2 separate regions of the Homo sapiens genome follow, and region 1 is linked to region 2. Evidence: chromatin contacts called from ENCODE Hi-C or POLR2A ChIA-PET data. All regions are on one chromosome and are shown on one strand. The core of a region is the stretch at or near the end of the contact, and the rest is flanking DNA. Distances in the headings are between cores, read along the strand shown.

The links. Hi-C counts contacts between places; a loop is a spot of excess contacts on that map. ChIA-PET counts read pairs that join two places held with the same protein, here RNA polymerase II (POLR2A). Pooled maps may share reads with other maps.
Region 1: a loop to region 2 is called in a map of naive thymus-derived CD4-positive, alpha-beta T cell, with 2.3 times the contacts of the local background. The contact joins the promoter of KANK1 here to the enhancer-like site in region 2. A Hi-C loop is called at or near these places in 1 of 168 maps with a recorded cell type or tissue (naive thymus-derived CD4-positive, alpha-beta T cell) and 9 of 50 pooled maps. POLR2A ChIA-PET finds 5 or more read pairs at or near these places in 2 of 52 experiments (RWPE1 and activated naive CD4-positive, alpha-beta T cell).

What each region holds. Positions count from the first base shown.
Region 1 is chr9:502,395-507,329 of GRCh38, reverse strand. It overlaps KANK1 (KN motif and ankyrin repeat domains 1), which reads right to left and starts at 2,635. Exons shown (of 12, transcript NM_015158.5): 1 at 2,576-2,635. It overlaps LOC105375947 (translation initiation factor IF-2-like), which reads left to right and starts at 1,777. Exons shown (of 4, transcript XM_047424276.1): 1 at 1,777-2,070; 2 at 2,161-2,391; 3 at 2,509-3,633. The coding sequence starts at 1,777. The coding sequence ends at 3,330. RefSeq lists a silencer at 2,510-2,999.
Region 2 is chr9:275,495-279,970 of GRCh38, reverse strand. All of the region lies in intron 2 of DOCK8 (dedicator of cytokinesis 8), which reads right to left. Among named protein-coding and RNA genes, the nearest start is that of DOCK8-AS1, 62 kb to the right of the region's middle. Within about 2 kb of position 1,955, at least 6 of the 41 ENCODE cell types and tissues checked have a DNase peak (open chromatin) inside an H3K27ac peak, as active enhancers do.

The sequences.
Region 1 (4,935 bases), core at 1,386-3,885, 230 kb before region 2:
AGGCTGGAGTGCAGTGGCATGATCATAGTTCACTGCAGCCTCAAACTCCTGGGCTAAAGCAATCCTCCTGCCTCAGCCTCCCAAGTAGCTGGGACTACAGGTGCATGTGCCACCATATCCGGTTATTTTTTATTTTTTTTGTAGAGACGGAGTCTCGCTATGTCAATGTTCTAAATTACCAAAAAAAAAAAAAAAAGATGGCATAAGCTGTCACCCATGCAACAGGCCTAAAACTTCCCGAAACACTTGAAAACAAGTTGACTTTTCTTATTGAAGGGTGAGTGAGAAGTGTAGTGGATGTTGCATAATTTGGATAGCTTCAACTCTCCTTACTAAAAATGATTTTTAAAACATGCACACATTATCCAACAAAAAGCCCGAGTGAAGTGTCCAACTTTTCACAGACCCACTCTGCTCTTTCAGAATCTGCTCACCCTATAGTTATTCCATCTCAACAGTCCTCAGCTCCCACAAGCACTGCCCCTTTCGGCCATTATCCCATTCCTCTTCCCAGTTCCTTGCACTGCCCCCAACTAGATCCTTTTCCATCCTCCTCCTCCCACTTGGGATAAAAAGTTAATGTATGCACACATTAACTCAGAACTATTTGTGAACTGATACTCATGAAATGAAACTAGTCTTGAATGTATCAATTCCAGTGGCCATTTGCCTGTGGTTTTTTGGTTTCTTTCTTTGGGGCCAGTTTGGATATTTTAAAAAATTACTTTTAAGCCTAGTCTTTTTTCCTTCTAACATTCCCTGCCGAGCGCGCACGCACACGCACACACACACACACACACACCCAGAACTCACTTTCGCTGAGGCAGAACCTCGACTAGAGTGATTTATGGACTAGGCAAGTCTAGAGCCCAGAAAGCATCCCTGTGCCCTAAGGGGATAAAATGTATTCCCAACTTGTGGGTCTCTACAGGAGGCAATTATTCCTCTACTGGCAGCTTCTCTTCCATCCTTATTCATTTTAACCTCCCCATAGGACAGCCAATACTTAATTTTTCTTCCATTGCTTCAGCAGCACCTTTCCCCAAACCTAGTAACAGAAAAAGGATCAAAGTTAATCACCTCTCAGTTTTCTCACTCAGTCTCTATCTTAGAAAAACTTCCTAAGTAGCTGCCTTAAAATGAGGGAGAAGGGCTGGGAGATGGAAGAATGACTGCTAATCGGTATAGGGGTTCTTTTTGGGGGCAACGAAATGGAATCAGATGGTAGTGATGATTTCATAACTTTACGGATATATTAAAAACCACTGAATTTTGACCTTAGAAGAGTAAATTTATATGTTTATTACACTTCAATTTTTTTTAAATAAAACGTGCTCAACATTTTAGTAGAGAAAGTTGGATGAAAGGAGAAACTGGCAGATGAACAGCTACTTAGCTGTTAACGCCACCTAAAAATGAACTTGAATAAACTCAGGAATTCAATATAAGCAAACAGACCCTCATTTCCATTCAGCTCCAGAGGTGGGGGGCAATGACGGTGAGGAAAGGAACTGCACGATTACACATCTGGATGATTAAGCTTCCTTATTAGCCTCGGGTATCAGGGTCTAATAGAATCCACTATTTAATAAGATGGGCTGACCCTCCGCAGAGGCCACGTGCGGAAAGCGAGCGCTGGCGGACGCCATAAATTGTTAACGCCAACTCGCCCAAGGCCTTCACTAGGTCACGCTCGTGCAGCACGGCTCGTGCTGACCCGCAAGAGCCACCAAGAACAGTTGCCTCTGAAAGTTCCACGGGACCCGGGTGAAGGAGATGAACGGTCAAGGAGCCGTGGCTGCCGCGAGCGCCACTGCGTGTTGCCCAAAGCGGCACAGAAAACGCAACATTCGGGGACCAGCCCGCTTCAGGGCCCCTACACCTTCCCTCGACCTGGAACCGCGGGACCTCGGAAACCCACGCTGCCCGCGCCGGGTTGGGCCGCCCCAGAGGCCGCAGCGCCCACGCCCCTCCCCCGCCTCCCCGCCCTCCAGCCCCGGCCGAAGCCACCTCGGAGTTGGCGGAGGGCGACCCGAGGCCACCTGCCCCTCTGGGGCCGAGGATAAAGGGGTCTTGACCGCCACTCCCTCCCGCGAAGGGCAACATCCAACTCCACGGAGAGCCGCTTCAGAGAGGGTCCCCCGTTCCGCCCCGGGCTAGGGAAGGGCCCAGAGGCATCCGAGGGACAGAGCGCCGGGCCGGGGTAGCCAGGCGCCCGCACCCTCCCGCCGGCCGGCCCGGCCCGAACTTTCTCGCTGCTCCGTGCCCGGCGCGCCTCTCCCTCCTCCAGACCGGCCGAGCGCCGCCGCTGCAGAGCGCGCCAAACTCCGACGGCCGCGGGGCCGACGCCACCTCTCGGACCCCCCCCCAGGACCGCCCCGAGGCCGCCGGGTTCACCCGCACGAGCGGGAGCCCGCGGGGGCTGCCCTCCGCCACCGCCACGGCCGCCGCGCAACCCCGGCGCGCGCCAAGTCGGCTCCGCGCGGGGCCAGCCCGAGGCAGGGGTAGGGGCCTCGCGCTCCGGGACAACCTCGCCGCGGCACGGGGCGCGGCACGGCCCCGCCGCGTCACTCACCTTCGGCCGCTCCTCCCAACCTGCCGGCCGCTCGCTCGCTCCGCCGCGGACCCGGAGCTCGGGGAAGGGCGGGGCGCAGGGGGCGGAGTCGGCCCCGGCTGGCAAGCGCCAGAATTAAAGCCCGAACCGCACGGCCGCCGCCGGGGCGGGGAAGCCGGGGCGGACCAGCAAGCCTCTCACCCGCGGTGGGCGACAGCTGTGGCTGCGCCCCGGAGCGGCGCGTGAGAAGAACGGCGCGGGCCGGCGAAGCCCCGGCTGCTCCCTCCGCCCAGAGGACGCCCGGCTCCCCGCGGGGGCGCTCTTTGTACCGCGGAGCCGGCCGCGGGCGGCCCTCAGTGCGCCTGCGCGCCGCTGCAACTCCACCAGGCCCGCGGGGCACCTTCGTGCACCTTCGTCGCCGCGCCTGGCCCGCGGGCCTCGCCGCGGCGAGAACTAAGCAGAAGAACTTCCTCCACCGCGGTTCGCTCCTTCTGCCAACCCGTATTTACCACGTCCATCCTCGCACACACACCCGCAAGGGGAGAAGAAATCCAGCCCCCGTGAGACGGTGCGGTGCTCCCATCTCCGGCTGGGGCGGGGGTTCTGGCAACGAGGCTGGCCTGCTCGACGTCCTCCCCCAGCGCCTCTGTACCTCCTCTCCCTCCCCGGGTGAGGGGGACCGGAGCGTGCAGAGCTCTGTTTCCTGCAGGTGCCTCGTCAGCACGGTCGCCCCGGCGGCCAGAAACCTCCCGCCTCCAAGGGCACCTCCCTTGTGACCTCCGTGCATTCGCCCTGGCTCGGCTGCAGGACAGAGTCCTCGGCGGAAAGGGGAGGATGCGTGTTCAGAAGGTTGCAGGTCTCTGGGGACTCCACAGAAGACCCAACGCCTGCCTCGGGGGCTCAGGATTGAACTGGCTTCCTAGTTCAGTCCCAAATACTCGATTTGGAGCAATCCAGTAGGTCCATGAGAAATTAGTAGGGATTGAGAAGCTGTGACTTCAGTCTTTTTCAAATTGAAGGTGGCTTGAACAAACAGAAGAGGAGCTTGGGAACTGAAGGGACGACTTTATAAAAACCAGGTATTACTCAAAAAACAATGTTAGCTCTGCAGTCAACTGATTTTCTTAAGGGAGAGAGTCCTCCCCTCACCCCCAAGCTCTCTAGCACCGCACACATCCAGCAGGGCGTTACACACGCTCAGTCTTTTTTGTGAGTGTGCAAGTGAAGAGCCATCAAACTTCACAAGGCGACATGCTTGCCTCTGGGGAGAAGACGCTGCTTTTCCACAGTTCACAGCGAAGCACACCTGCAAATTCCTGAACTTGATGGCTCCTGACTGTTTAGGGAATAGGCAAAGGGCAGCCGGAAGATATGTGAAGGCAGGAAAGCTCATTTTGAATCTCAGCGCCTTTGCCAGCTCACTGGGTGGCAGTAAGCAAACTCTTTCCTCCTCCTGGGCCTTGCTTTTTCGTCTGTAGAGTAGGGCATTTGGATGCAGTAGATATTTTCTAAAATCCCCCACCACCACCACCCCGCCCCAAATGTCTACTCTTCTATGAAAAGGAGAATTGTTTGCATGGTGATAAGGGATGAGATATCAGAGGCAGGAAGACTCCTGCATTTTAAAAGTGCTCGTCGGCCAGGCGCAGTGGCTCAGGCCTATAATCCTCACACTTTGGGAGGCCGAGACAGGTAGATCAGTTGACCCCAGGAGTTCTGGGCAATACAGTGAAATTCTGTTTTCACCAAAAAAAAAAAAAAAAAAAAAAAAAAATCAGCTGGGCGCGATGGCGCGCGCCTGTAGTCCCAGCTACTCTGGAGGCTAAGGTAGGAGGATCGCCTGAGCCCTGGAGGTCGAGGCGGCAGTGAGCAGAGATTGAGCCACTGCATTCTAGTCCAGGCTACAGAGTGTGACCCTGTCTCAAAAATAAATAAATAAATAGTGCCCTCGACCGGGTGCACTGGCTCACACCTATAATCCCAGCACTTTGTGAGGCCGAGATGGGTGGATCACTTGAGGCCAGGAGTTCAACACCGGCCTGGCCAACATGGTGAAACCCCATGTCTACTAAAAAATACAAAAAAATTCGCTGGGCGTGGTGACGTGCACCTGTAATCCCAGCTACTCGGGAGGCTGAGGCAGGAGAATCCTTGAACCCGGGAAGCTGAGGTTGCAGTGAGCCGAGATCATGCCACTGCACTTTGGCCTGGGCGACAGAGCACGACTCTAAGAAAAAAAAAAAAAAAGTGCTCTCCATCCCCAGAATTCCCAGCCTTCACCTCTCCTTTATTTCTCCCTCTTTGCATTTAGTCAGTAAACATTGATAGGCCCTCAAGAGTAAGCAAAACGAATCAATCAAAAGTATGGCAGATTCTGAATT
Region 2 (4,476 bases), core at 706-3,205:
CCACAAATCTAAACAATATTTCACAAATAGGATAGTGAAAACAGAGAGGTTAAATGACTTGCCCCAAGTCACATGTGCAGTCACACAGGACCTGGCTGCCTCGTTACAGCACTGGGGAGGCTTCACGCCACTCCTGGTGGGGACGGGGAAGAGGCATGATGTCTCCAGCTGGCGCACCTGTATCCTCATGCATGTTTCTTTACCTTTTGGAGAGTGGTCCTCACATTTACTTGGCTGTTCACAACAGACAAGCCTTGTCAAAGTCACCTAAGACTTCATGATGCCAAATTCAATGGTTTTTGCTCAGTCCTGGTTTATTGGACACAGTTGTTCACTCTCTCCCTCTTGACATACTTTCTTCCCATGGAAGGCAACCAATTGTCTCAGGGTGTCCCAGTCTCTTAAAGTCTCATGTACTGAGAAAATCCTCAGTACCAGGCAAATTGTGACAGTTCGTTCCTCTATTTTACAGATACCACTTTTACTAGGTTTTCCTCCTGCTATGCAGTGCCCTGGAGTTCAATTCTAAATCTCTTCTCAATCTGCATTCAATCTCAAATGAACTCATTCACTCCCATGGCTTTAAATATACATTTTTAAAATTACAAGTTTATATCTGCAGCCTCAACTTCTGCCATAAATTCCAGGTTGACTTTTCCAATTACACCTCAACATCACTACTTGATAATTTAACAGACCTCTCAAACACAATGAGTTCAAAACTAACTCAACTTTCCTGGCAATCTGCTCTTCCCATACCTTCCATACCTCCACACTTCTGCAAGTGGCAATTCCAGTCCACCAATTGCCCAGGTGGAAAACATTAAAGTCAATCTTGCTTCTTCTCTTTCTCCTACACTCTACATATCACCCATCAGAAAATCCTATCCACTTTCTTCTGAAATATATCCAGAATACTTCTCACTTTCTCTTCTGCCACCACCCTCGTCCAAAGCACCGGTATTGCTTTCCTGAGTTACCGTGACATCTTCCTAACTGCCCTCCCTCGTCCAGTCTATTTTCCACACTGCAGCCAGAGTGATCCTCATAAAAAGTCAAATGGTTCCACGCCCAACCTCAATGCTCACAGCAGCTTCCTGTCTTAGAGTAGGAGCCAATGTTCTACAGTCTCTGAGGCCTGTGACCCAGCCCTGCTTTCTCTATGACTGCATTTCCTACTGCCCACTCTGTTCAGGCCTCATTCTGCTTCCTTGCTGCTTCTGGAGCACGTCACTTATTGAAGTTTTGGGGACTTTGCACGTACTGTTCCTTCTGACTGGAATATTTTTCCTTCAGATGTCCGTCAAGTTCATTCAGAATTCTGCCCAAGTGTCTCCTTTCTAGATAGAGGCCTTCACGGATGATCCAATCTAAAAGCATCTCTTCTGGGTCACGATTTCATTCTTCAAAGCCCTCAATACTCCCTGACACAATCGACATTTTCTATTTGTCTGCGTCTGTCCCTCATTCTGAAAGGCAAACTCTATGAGGATAGGCCCTCTATTGTATTCACTGTTGTATCTTCAATCTCACTGCTGTGCCAGCAGTTCCTGACATAGAGACCCAATACATATTTCTAAAACGAATGAGTAAGCTCTCTACTATCTTTAAACGAAGCTGAAGGCAGTAAAGTTCTTCTAGCTTCTGTGATATCGAAGTTCTGTACTTTATGGACTAAACACTCTCCTGCTTCCAACAACAACAATCTAGCACTGATGCCACTAAGAGGGAGATGCTGACATGCCACCATGGGCATCACTCTAGTTTCACCAAGGCTGAGTTGATTCCTCTGCTGAACAATGACAATAAAGAAACGTCTGCTCTGTGTGCAGAATGCCTGCCACTCTTTCCTTTTATCTTCCATTGTGAATTTGCAAGAAAATTATCTTGAGATCTTCATTTTCCGTCATGTCCCTTCCAGTGCAATCAGTGAAACCTAAGAATAGCCCAACCCCTTGAAAGATGAAGTGCAAAAGAACAACAGAATCAGAAGAATAAAAGAGGACCATATTTATCAGGCAATTAACCATTTAAGTCATCATGAGCTGTAAAATAAAAAAGGCTGCTTTATTGCACAGAAGCCTATACACATAACAAAAATAAATGCCTTCTAAGCTATGAGACTTTTTTTTTAAATAAATGTTACATATACAAACATGCCATGTAACCATGGTGTTTGGTACATATCCAGGATGTGGCTTTTTACATCCTTTTCTTCAGTCAGAGCCGTTATGGTCCAGCTAATTCATTCCATTTCACTTCAAAATTGTTCTATTCTCACTTTTAAAAATAGGATTTTTCCCTCCATAAAATATGTAGCTTAAGGTTATTAACCACCTACACAGTCTCAAATCCTCCTTACTTCCTTAGGGCATAGATCCTAACTCTTTCTTCTCTTGTCCTCTCGCCTCCCCTCCCCTCCTTTCCTCTGAGACAGGGTCTCCTAACTCTTCTCTTGTATGTTACTCTTCTTTTGTATGTCTTCTCTTCTCTTCTCTTCTCTTCTCTTCTCTCTTTCTCTTCTCCTCTCTTCTCTTTTCTTTTCTGAGACAGGGTCTCACTCTGTTGCCCAGGCTAGAGTACTGTGGCTCAATCATGGCTCACTGCAGCCTCCAACTCCTGAGTTCAAGTGATCCTTCTGCCTCAGCCTCGCAAGTAGCTGGGACTAAAGGCATGTGCCACCATGCCTGGCTAATTTTTCTTTTTAACTTTGTTGTAGAGATGAGTTCTCACTATGTTGCCTAGGCTGGCCTCGAACTCTTGGCTTCAAGCTATCCTCCTGCCTCTGCCTCCCAAATTGTTGGGATTACATACAGCCATGAGCCATTGTGCCTGGCTTCTACTTTGAACAATCAGAAAATAGGCCGGGTGTAATGACTCATACCTGTAATCCCAGCACTTTGGGAGGCCAAGGCAGGCAGATCACTGAAGCTCAGGAGTTCAAGACCAGCCTGGACAACATGGAGAAACTCCGTCTCTACAAAAAAAATACAAAAATTAGCCAGGCGCAATGGTGCGCCTGTGGTCCCAGTTACTTGGGAGGCTGAGGCAGGAGAATCGCTTGAGCCTGGGAGGCGGAGGTTGTAGTGAGCCAAGATTGTACCACTGCACTCCAGCCTGGGCGACAGAGCAAGGCCCTGTCTCTAAATAAATAAATAAATAAATGAAAAGACAATAGTATATTACAGTTTCATTTTAACAGAGGTACTGATTATAGACTTGTTTGCCTGAATAGGTGGCTGGCACCAGAGGGTCTCTGGTTAATCTATTCACACAGCTGTGGCAATAGAGAATGCCAAAGCCAATAAGTGAGTCTACACACAGGGTTATTTACTAGCCACAGCTGCCTTCTAGCCCTGGTCACAAAGGATTTTGGTAGGAGTGTCAAATAGACCTGGGACAAGTTTATCATCACATCTAGAAAACCAACTTCAAATGATGGATCCCCTTCATACTAAAAAATGCAAAATTTGAAAATATTTTATCTACTTAGAAAATGTTTATACACATAGTCATCAGACCTGATATTTATAGTTTTTAAAAACCCCAATAAAACAAAAAGAAAAATCAACATCAAACATACACCCTTCCTCTCATCTGATTTATCAGATTTATGACAGAAACCACTGTATTTTCTAAGGATATATCTGTAGGGTTAGTAAGTGGTCTTTGCTTACTACACCTTCTGAAATTCAAAGCACACAGGGCAAAATAAGTGTTACCTTTCTTTATATATTCCCCCCATTTGGAATACGTCTACCTTTAAAGTTTTTTTAAATGGGCCGAGCGCAGTGGCTCAAGCCTGTAATCCCAGCACTTTGGGAGGCCGAGGCGGGCGGATCACCTGAGGTCAGAAGTTCAAGACCAGCCTGGCCAACATGGCGAAACCCCGTCTTTACTAAAAATACAAAAATTAGCCAGACATGGCGGCAGCTGCCTGTAATCCCAGCTACTCAGGATGCTAAGTCAGGAGAATCACTTGAACGCAGGAGGCAGAGGTTGCAGAGAGCAGAAATCACATCACTGCACTCCAGCCTGGGTGACAGAGGGAAATTCCATTACAAAAAAAAAAAGTAAAACTAGGCCGGGCCCAGTGGCTCATGCCTGTAATCCCAGCACTTTGGGAGGCCGAGGTGGGTGGATCACTTGAGGTCAGGAGTTTGTGACCAGCCTGGCCAACATGGTGAAACCCTGTCTCTACTAAAAGTACAAAAATTAGCCAGTTGTGGTGGTGCACGCCTGTATTCCTAGCTACTGGGGAGGCTGAGGCAGGAGAATAGCTTGGACCTGGGAGGCAGGAGTTGCAGTGAGCCAAGATTGCGCCACTGCACTCCAGCCTGGGTGACAGAGCGAGACTCCATCTCAAAAAATACATTAAAATTTTAAATAAATAAATAACAGAGCTGTTTAAATGATTCTCAACCTGGGCTTCAAGTTAAAGTCCCCAGGGAACTTTAAAATACTGATGCTTGGTCC